Linked DNA regions of Mus musculus: region 2 is linked to region 1. A link is a loop called in an ENCODE intact Hi-C map of the cell type or tissue named here. Cell type or tissue: heart. All regions are shown on one strand.

Evidence for each region. Peaks named below come from ENCODE experiments on the same cell type or tissue, not always from the same donor. Only the 100,000 strongest peaks of a DNase experiment are listed, where the experiment ranks them.
Region 2: it touches region 1 in a loop (2.3-fold over the local background); 2 of 42 quality-filtered maps call a loop at or near these places.

Annotation. Positions count from the first base shown.
Region 1 is chr6:118,925,170-118,929,169 of GRCm38, forward strand. The region is part of intron 3 of Cacna1c (calcium channel, voltage-dependent, L type, alpha 1C subunit); the gene reads right to left. Among named protein-coding and RNA genes, the nearest start is that of 4931430N09Rik, 47 kb to the left of the region's middle. In heart, no CTCF peak of the experiment used is centred here; no DNase peak of the experiment used is centred here.
Region 2 is chr6:118,991,099-118,995,098 of GRCm38, forward strand. All of the region lies in intron 3 of Cacna1c (calcium channel, voltage-dependent, L type, alpha 1C subunit), which reads right to left. Gm50599 (a long non-coding RNA gene) reads right to left here. Exons shown (of 2, transcript XR_001785462.2): 2 at 1-4,000. Among named protein-coding and RNA genes, the nearest start is that of Gm50599, 22 kb to the right of the region's middle. In heart, no CTCF peak of the experiment used is centred here; a DNase peak (open chromatin) is centred at 1,503.

The sequences.
Region 1 (4,000 bases):
CTCTCATGAGCAATGGAACTTCTAGAGGTCCTGTCACTCACAACACAGACCCTGAACAACAAGACCACAGAATGCATACCAGACGAGGTGATCAGTTGGTGATTTGAAATGGTTTTTTAGCAACAGGTGGTCACTGGAGTCACAGGGGAATTTAAAGAGATTCTTGATGCCCAGGTCATGTCTGTGGAGAGTCCAACTTAGTCAAGCAGTGTGATCTGAGTCCAGCCGCTCGGCCTGATCACAAGCTGGTTAGAAACGCGGACTATCCAGCTATGCCCAGAGCCACCAAGAACCTGTGGCCAATGAACGCTACAGGTGACCCGAAGCCAGATGGTCCAAATCAGACAGAGGGTCTGGTAATTCTTGTTTAAAGAGCCTGGATGGTTATAGGGCCTGACCACAGATCAGAAATATTAATGTAAAAAAAAAATCCCACAGGGTCGCTGTCAATAGCACCTGGCCATTGAATTACCAAGCTTTTCATGGTAAGACCAAAGGGGGACCATAGGGGACAAAGCAACCACTCAGGGTGCTGGCTCTGTGGACTCAATCTTCCTAAATCCCAGGGACAAACAAGTCACATTCATTTCTAGTGCAAAGTTTCTGTGGAAGTGTATTCTGCACAGAACTACCTCAGAGACAACCGTGAAAGCACAGATGTTTGGATCGCAGTCCTAATGTAAGAGGTTGACTCGGTTCTTGGCTCTTTCTCTCCCCTGAAGAAGCCAAGCGAGAAGGGGATCCATTCTCAGATTCTCCCCACCCTAGAGCATTCCTGGGGAAGAAGGGAGAAAGGAGTAAAAAGAACCAGGAAATCAAGCCACCAATAGTGTCCACACCTGTGTCCCCAGCTGAGGCAGGAGGGCTGCCACGGAGGGGGTGGGGGGATGGGGGAGGCTCCTGTAGCACTCCCTGCATCTGTATCCTGGTGTCTCCTTTGTATACTGGTCAACCATACAGCATTCAAATTGCTTATATGACCCTGACCCCGCCCCCCACAACTTTGAATTTTCTCCCCAGAAAACAAGAATTTTAAATCTGCTTAATGTCCCACTGGGATTGTCAAGCCCTTAGGACAGAGGTATAAGGGAAATTCACTATCAACATTTGTTGGCAAATGCTAGCCACAGTACATTCTTAAGGAACTGAGCAGCAATACACTATCCGCTGTCCCGTCCTTTAGTCCTTTAGTGAAAGAAAGCACAACAAAGAAATCAAGACCACCCCTGGGCAATGCTTTCAGAAAAGAGCTGCTCTGTGGATTTTGAGAGTTAGGTAACTCTTCTGTGCACTTGCCACCCGCCACCTGCTAGGGAGCTCATAGGTCAAAGACTGTGACACCCGATTCTGGCCACTCTGAGAAAATCCACCTCGAAGCCAGAGAGACTGCTGTGTCAACAGCCTCCCATCACTGATGAAGGCTCACAGGGGTCCTTCTTATCTGCCATCCTGCTTCTGGCATCTTCTCATCTGTTCGATTCACTCAAAAGAATTCTCTTCCATTAATACCAGAACGCAGGGCATCCCCTGACCTTTACCAAAGAGCAGGAGGTTCCTATTTTGTGCTCCATCCCCATGCAAACAGCCAGCCAATCCTGCTGGTCTAGGTGAGCTTTGACTCCAGTTCTAAAGGCAAAGGCAGACAGGCTAGCCTGGTGCCAAGGCTTTCTGTGGTGACAAAGGACATGCAAAACCAGAAATGGCTAAGTACAAATGTCAAGGGCCCAGCTCTTGGTAAATGGTCATTCTTACTCTAGCCTTCAGCAGGGATTCATCGAGATGTTAGCTTAAGCTAGAGCCCAGACACTGAAGACCTCTGCAGGCCTCTGCCTTCTGGTTATAAAAGGAGGCAGCTGGAGCCCTAAAAGGTGATGGTTTAAACACACGAAATCCTGAAACACGGCGCAGTTTCAAAGCCACACCCCAGCCCCAGTGGGAAAAGACTGACCCCTTCTCCCCCACTGTGGTATTCTTGGGACTCCAAAGTTCATACTTCTCATCCTCCAGCAAAAGGCCTGCCTGGAAGGCACACACAAGCAACAGGTCAAGAAACGAGCAGAAATAATGACACCCAAGAGTTCCAAACAGAAGAGCGAGAAGGAAGCTGGGGGCTGGGAAGACAGTGGAAGTCTCGCTTTAGGTATTTCACTGAAGCCCCAGAACACAGCCTCTCCTAGAACTGGGTCAAGCCACCTGGGGGAGGGAACTGCCAGGAGTGAGATGTCCAAGAAGATCCTATATACTGCCAGCACAAGCCGTCAGAAAGATGGTGACGGTTTCCTTGGCGTTCAGGCCCTGGACCACCCTGCCTTTCCTTCCTTCCTAAGTGGGTCCAACCAGCCTGGTGCTGGTAAAACCAACTGCTTTTGGGGAGGGGGGTCAGAAAGATTTAGGTGTAGTGTTTGTCCACTGTAAATCTTCCATGGCAGCTCATCTTGGCTGGCTTTGTGGTGATATTGGAGAAAAGGTTTGAGCCATCCAAGCCCCATCCAAGTCCTAGGGTCTTCACGAAGCTCCCGCTGGGTAAGCATACTTAGGTGGACTGGAGGGGTAGAGGCGGTTGCTAGAGAGGGAATGGGGACAGAGAGCAAGCTTCTGCTATCAATTAGTGGCTATTGCCTTGCAGGGGACCTAGAGAGAAGCCAGGCTGGCAGGAGACTGGAGAGATCTTACCAGAGAACAGTCTGGAAAACTCAGGAGACCGTGCTGTGGGTAAGGAAGACGGCTAGAAGGAAGCTATACCCTGAGAAACATGAAGTTGGGGGGATCGCCCAAGGATGCTAATTATGGCTCAGCTGCAGGCTAACACAAAAGTAAAGTTGAACTTTTTATGGCTGCATGGAGCTCAGACAGACAGGCGGGCAAATAAAACAGGACCCCCTAGAGGGCCAAGACCTAAATTATGGTCATTTACAAAGCAACGATAATGGCTTGCATGTGTACATGTCTGACACAAGCAAGCCTCACAATTAATTTTTCCTTTTGATCCCGGCAAGAAGATGGGTGCATGGGTCTGTCCCTGGAATACTGGCAGTCGCAGCCTACACATGGACTGGGCACCCAGGTGCTCCTCACACCACCCTAAGGTCCCCATGCCTTCTTGCTGACTGTTCTTTCGGCAGCTCTTCTCATTCATTCCATCCTGGCAGCAGTCTCTTGTGTAACTAAAAACCACACAAAACTTTTTGTTTGGCTTCTAATTCAGAAAAATTCCAGTAACTCAGTTCCTGATTTAAAAAAAAAATCCATTTTTGAGAATTCAGGTTTTTTTCCCCATAGGAACAAATGTTTACCAAAAAAATTTTTTTTTCTTCATTTTTGGTCCTCCTATGCAGCTTGCTGCCCTCAATCACAGCTCAAACAGCTGAACAGCATGGTCTCCAGGTCCCTCAGGCAACATTCCCTAAGGCCAGGGCTGAGAGCCTGTTCTAGAAACCCAGCCCCAGAGGAGGCTGGGAACTACTACCTGGTAGGCCTCTATTTCAAATGTTCCTTTTGGTGCCACAGATGTGGAGAAAGCCAGGGATGCCAGGCTCATCCCCACCCCACTCCCAACCACGAGGCCCAGGTCTAGGGTCTGCCGGCAAGCTTAGCCACAGCATCCCGCTTAGCAGAATGGGTCCTGCTTGACTTGGTTTTGTACGTCCTGGGATCTTTCCACTAGAAGTAGAAGACAAGATTGGTGACAGCATCCTCCATTGGGAGCTAGCTCTAAACGTGACATCCTGGATCCCCATTCTGGATCTGATGAGCCCAAAATCTACATTTTAACCAGATTCCCTGGGCAAACTGGATCCCCATAAAGTCTGAAAGGCAGGCTCAACACAGCGTGCTGCTAACCAACATTTATTGGTTTTCAACATCTACTGTGTCAGGCTCTGGTTGATGCTAATGAGGTTCCCTAAATAAGAACCCTGCTCTGGTGAACTTGTAAGACAGACTGGCTTACATCACGTGGGCTGGGTGGGACAGGATGGAGGAGGAATCTTAGCTCTTCTGA
Region 2 (4,000 bases), 66 kb after region 1:
AGGGGATGGGGAGGGGGAGGAAGGGGAGGGGGAGGGGGAGGAAGGGGAGGGGGAGGGGGAGGAAGAGAAGGAGAAAGAGGAGAAGGGACCGAGCTGACAGATTGCAGGGACCCAAATGAGAGAGACAAGAGGGTTTTCTAAACCTTCAGAAAGCTCCAGATCCCTGGTCCAGGTGTACTGAGTAAAGCAGCCGGCCTTGTCCCCTTCAAGCACAGAGTGTCACAAGACAAATGTCACCGAAACTGCTAAAGTCAAAGTTATTGGGAGAGGCCAGCAGATCCTCCTCCTAAGTTAGGCATTCCTGAAGCATGCCCTGTTCGGCCAAGCCTAGCCCTGTAAGACACAGCAGGAACGGTGCTCTTGGTGGCCACGGACTCAGAGTTGGTGCTCCAAGAGCTCGGACCACACATGTTTAGAAGTCTCTTTCTTCCCAGGGTTGGGTCTTCCTGGTGATGTAGAAATCAAGTGAAAGCCTAGTCTTACTAATTATTACAGTCCCTTTCCAGGCCCAGACTGCCAGCAGGAAGACCCCATCAATTCAGACATTCCTGTCCTAAGCACACAGGACAGAGTATATACTCAAAACTGTACTATTTTGTGGCTTCCTTAAAAAGTCAAGGAAATTCATGACTGTGTTTTATTGAAGATTCTGTCCTCTCACCCTCGCCGTCACCCACCCCAGTTTCTCACAGGAATGCTTGCTTAATCTTGTTAAATTTGTCCAATACCAATACATGGTATTTCAATAGAGATTTTGCTTTTCTTGTGACAATAATATCACACACACACACATCCCATATAGGAACTCTGGATCATGGATATGGAGCCTGAAAAGTCTGTAGGCACTTTTAAGCCACCTACCTGTATCACAGCAGAAATGTCCGCTGTATGGGTTGAAAAATAGGATTTCTTTGTTATAAGTGACTACTTCTAAATGGAAGCATGTGGTGAGGTCCTAGGACTATCCCTAGCTCTCTGCCCTCCACGTATGCGACAGGGCAGATTCTGTGACCTCTTTGAGGACTCAGGAGGCTAAGAGCACCTCCTCCTTGCCATGTGTCACCTGAATGAACCAAAGGACAGAGGTGTGCAGAACAACTGTCACAGTGCACATAATGATGATGAATGGTCATTGTACTCTGGCTGTTCTTATCAGAGATCTTAAACACCACACACACAGACACAGACACACACTCACACACACTTCTCTTCCATTCAGGGAAACATTTGTTTTATTTCAGAAACTGTATTATAACACATTCTCTATGTTAGTGACTGAAACCTTTTTCCCAGATCCCATCAGAACCAAACACATATCCAAGTCAGTGTCCGCTCTTGGGAATAAAGTGCCCCCAGTGTCCTCAAAAGCCCTTAACTTGGACAACGTTTCTATTTTCTCCGGTGATGGAATTTGCAGATTCTCCAGTGTAAAAATAAGGCTGCAGGGTCAATCCTGAAGAACACTGTTGGGGTTGGTGAGCCCAGAGGCTCCTCCCTCAAGTTTTCCATAGCAGGTCAGGTCCCTGGGGATGAATGTTCCGACGTGGGATAATGCAGCAGAGGGAACATCTGCTGGTGGGCAGTTCAAACCAGTAAAGTCCCAAATTCCTCTGGTCACTGATACACAGAGTTCACATTGGGGAAGTATATGAAAACAGTCATAGGAGGGACGATAAAAGGGAGAAGGCCAGAGACTACAAAATAATTCATTAAAAGCATGTGGAGGAAAAAAAAGAAATAGTGTGAAGAAAAAAAAAAAAGACCGTGGAGAGGTCAGCCGCAGATGGGACATTTTATCACACGCCAGCCCAACCAACTCGGGACATTAGGTGCAAAGACTGCACAAGCCAGAGGATAGGAAGGACAACAGCAAAACTGTGTCCTCTGCGCATGGCAGGACCTCGGCACCCACGAAAGCACAGCAGCTGTGGCCGCTTGCACAAGACCTGCACAAGAGTAAGCCAGTCAGCCTCCCAGCACGGAGTGGGAACGGACCTGACCGAGGAGGTATGAATACTATGGCTTCTGGGGAGGGAGAGCCATTTCTTCTTCAAAGGCATTGCCCCTGGCCGGTTGGTAGTGCTCTAGTGAGTGACCCGTCACCCAGAAGCACACAAATGGCACAAACTAGACTCGATGAGCTGCTACATTTTTAGAAAAAGGGGGGCGGGCACAAAGTGAAAGGTGGGGAGGTGGGAGAGGGTCTGAAAGGAGATAAGAGGGAGACCTAGAGATACATATGATAAAAATAAAATTCACAAAGAATTCATAAAAATATTTTTTAAAAATACATCCAGGAGAAGGAACAATCCAAGAACAGAAAGGAATCAAACTTTTCAGGACAGAGAGAATCCTAATGGGACTTGCAGTGATAGTGAAAGACACACTCCCAGACAACATATGTGATGGTTTGTATAAGCTTGGTCCAGGGAGTGGCAACATTAGGAGGTGTGGCGTTGTTCGTGTAGGTGTGTCACTGTGTGTGTGGGCTTAAGACCCTCCCTCATCTGAGCTGCCTGGAAGTCAGTCTTCCACTAGCAGCCTTCAGATGAAGATGTAGAACTCTCAGCTCCTCCTGCACCATGCCTGCTTGCATGCTGCCATGCTTCCTGTCATAATAATAACGGACTAGACCTTTGAACCTGTAACCCAATTCAATGTTGTCCTTATAAGAGTTGCCTTGGTCATGGTGTCTGTTCACTTCAGTAAAACCCAAACTAAGATAACATCTCAAAAAGGGGACGAGATCTCAGGGCAAATGGTACAACCTTGGACTCTGCAGGCCAGAGCCAGGTCGTACCATTACAAACTGAGGGCTAGAGCACAGTTCTATATGAAGGCCCAACTCATACTATCCCTGCTTCCTTTTCATGATGGCTCTTGGTCATCATGCACACAGTACCCTACTTCTTCCACATTAGCCTTGTGCCTTCCCTGACCTTTCCAGGTGGGTAAACAGCATCTTGTAGCAAATGTCCTACTGAGATCCACCAAACATTCTGGGCTCCCAGCTAAACTCCACTCCAGTTTCCTGGAGGAGACAAGGCCATGGACTGATGTGGGAAGCTAGGAGCCAATTCTCTACCTGTGCTCTAAAACTTGGTTGCAACCTCCCACACCCTTTCTTGTTCTGTATCTGTAAACTAAAGAGCATCCAGACAAAGCCATTAAGACCCAAGTGGGCAGTGCAGTTGCAAAGCAGGAGCCTTGAACCCACGTTACCCCTCTGGCATCCCAATAATGCACCTGAGTTGCGATAGGAGCAACCTATAAACATTTCTCTTGTGAAGGCTCCACTAATTGATGATATTTGTTACTTCAGTGAGGCTCTTCTGATTAATGTATTTGCCAAGGCTTCCATGGCCTTCGGCTTATCTCCTGCCCACCCACCTGGCATACACAGTTGTTTGTCAGTTTTGAAACAGTGTACCCATTTTCCATCAGACCATCTACTCTGGGAAGGGCACAGCATTGTCCTAATCCTGTTTCTTTTTGATTACGCTCCTCATCTGAAACACTTAACCCAAGCTTTCATAACATGAATTATAAGACAGCAGCAGAAGATGACGAAGTCCAGCTGAGCCAATCCAAGCCATCATGCCTTAAAAAATAACATAACAAAGCCAGCCACGACAGAAAGCCCAAGGTTACCGTGTCCCCTGGAGAAATCTATGCCTCTGCTAAACATGTGGAAGGATCTAGTCCTAGAAGGAAGGAAGTCACTGTTGGATGGGGACTTCGTGGCTCCTTATTTGGGGACTGATGTTGGAGTCTGGCTGTGTTGTCTAAGCCAAGAAGCTCATGTCTAACTTTCAAAGGCCGCTTCAAGATCAAGGACTGTTATCCATCTGCAAAATTATCCTACCCTGAGAAGGAACCAGTAGGGGAGAGGGAACATTTGGCTTGCCTCAGCCACAGTGACTCACCTGACATAAGACAAGTTCAAATAAACCAGCATGAGAGTGTGACAGCCCCTGCTAAAGTGACATGATCATGGAGG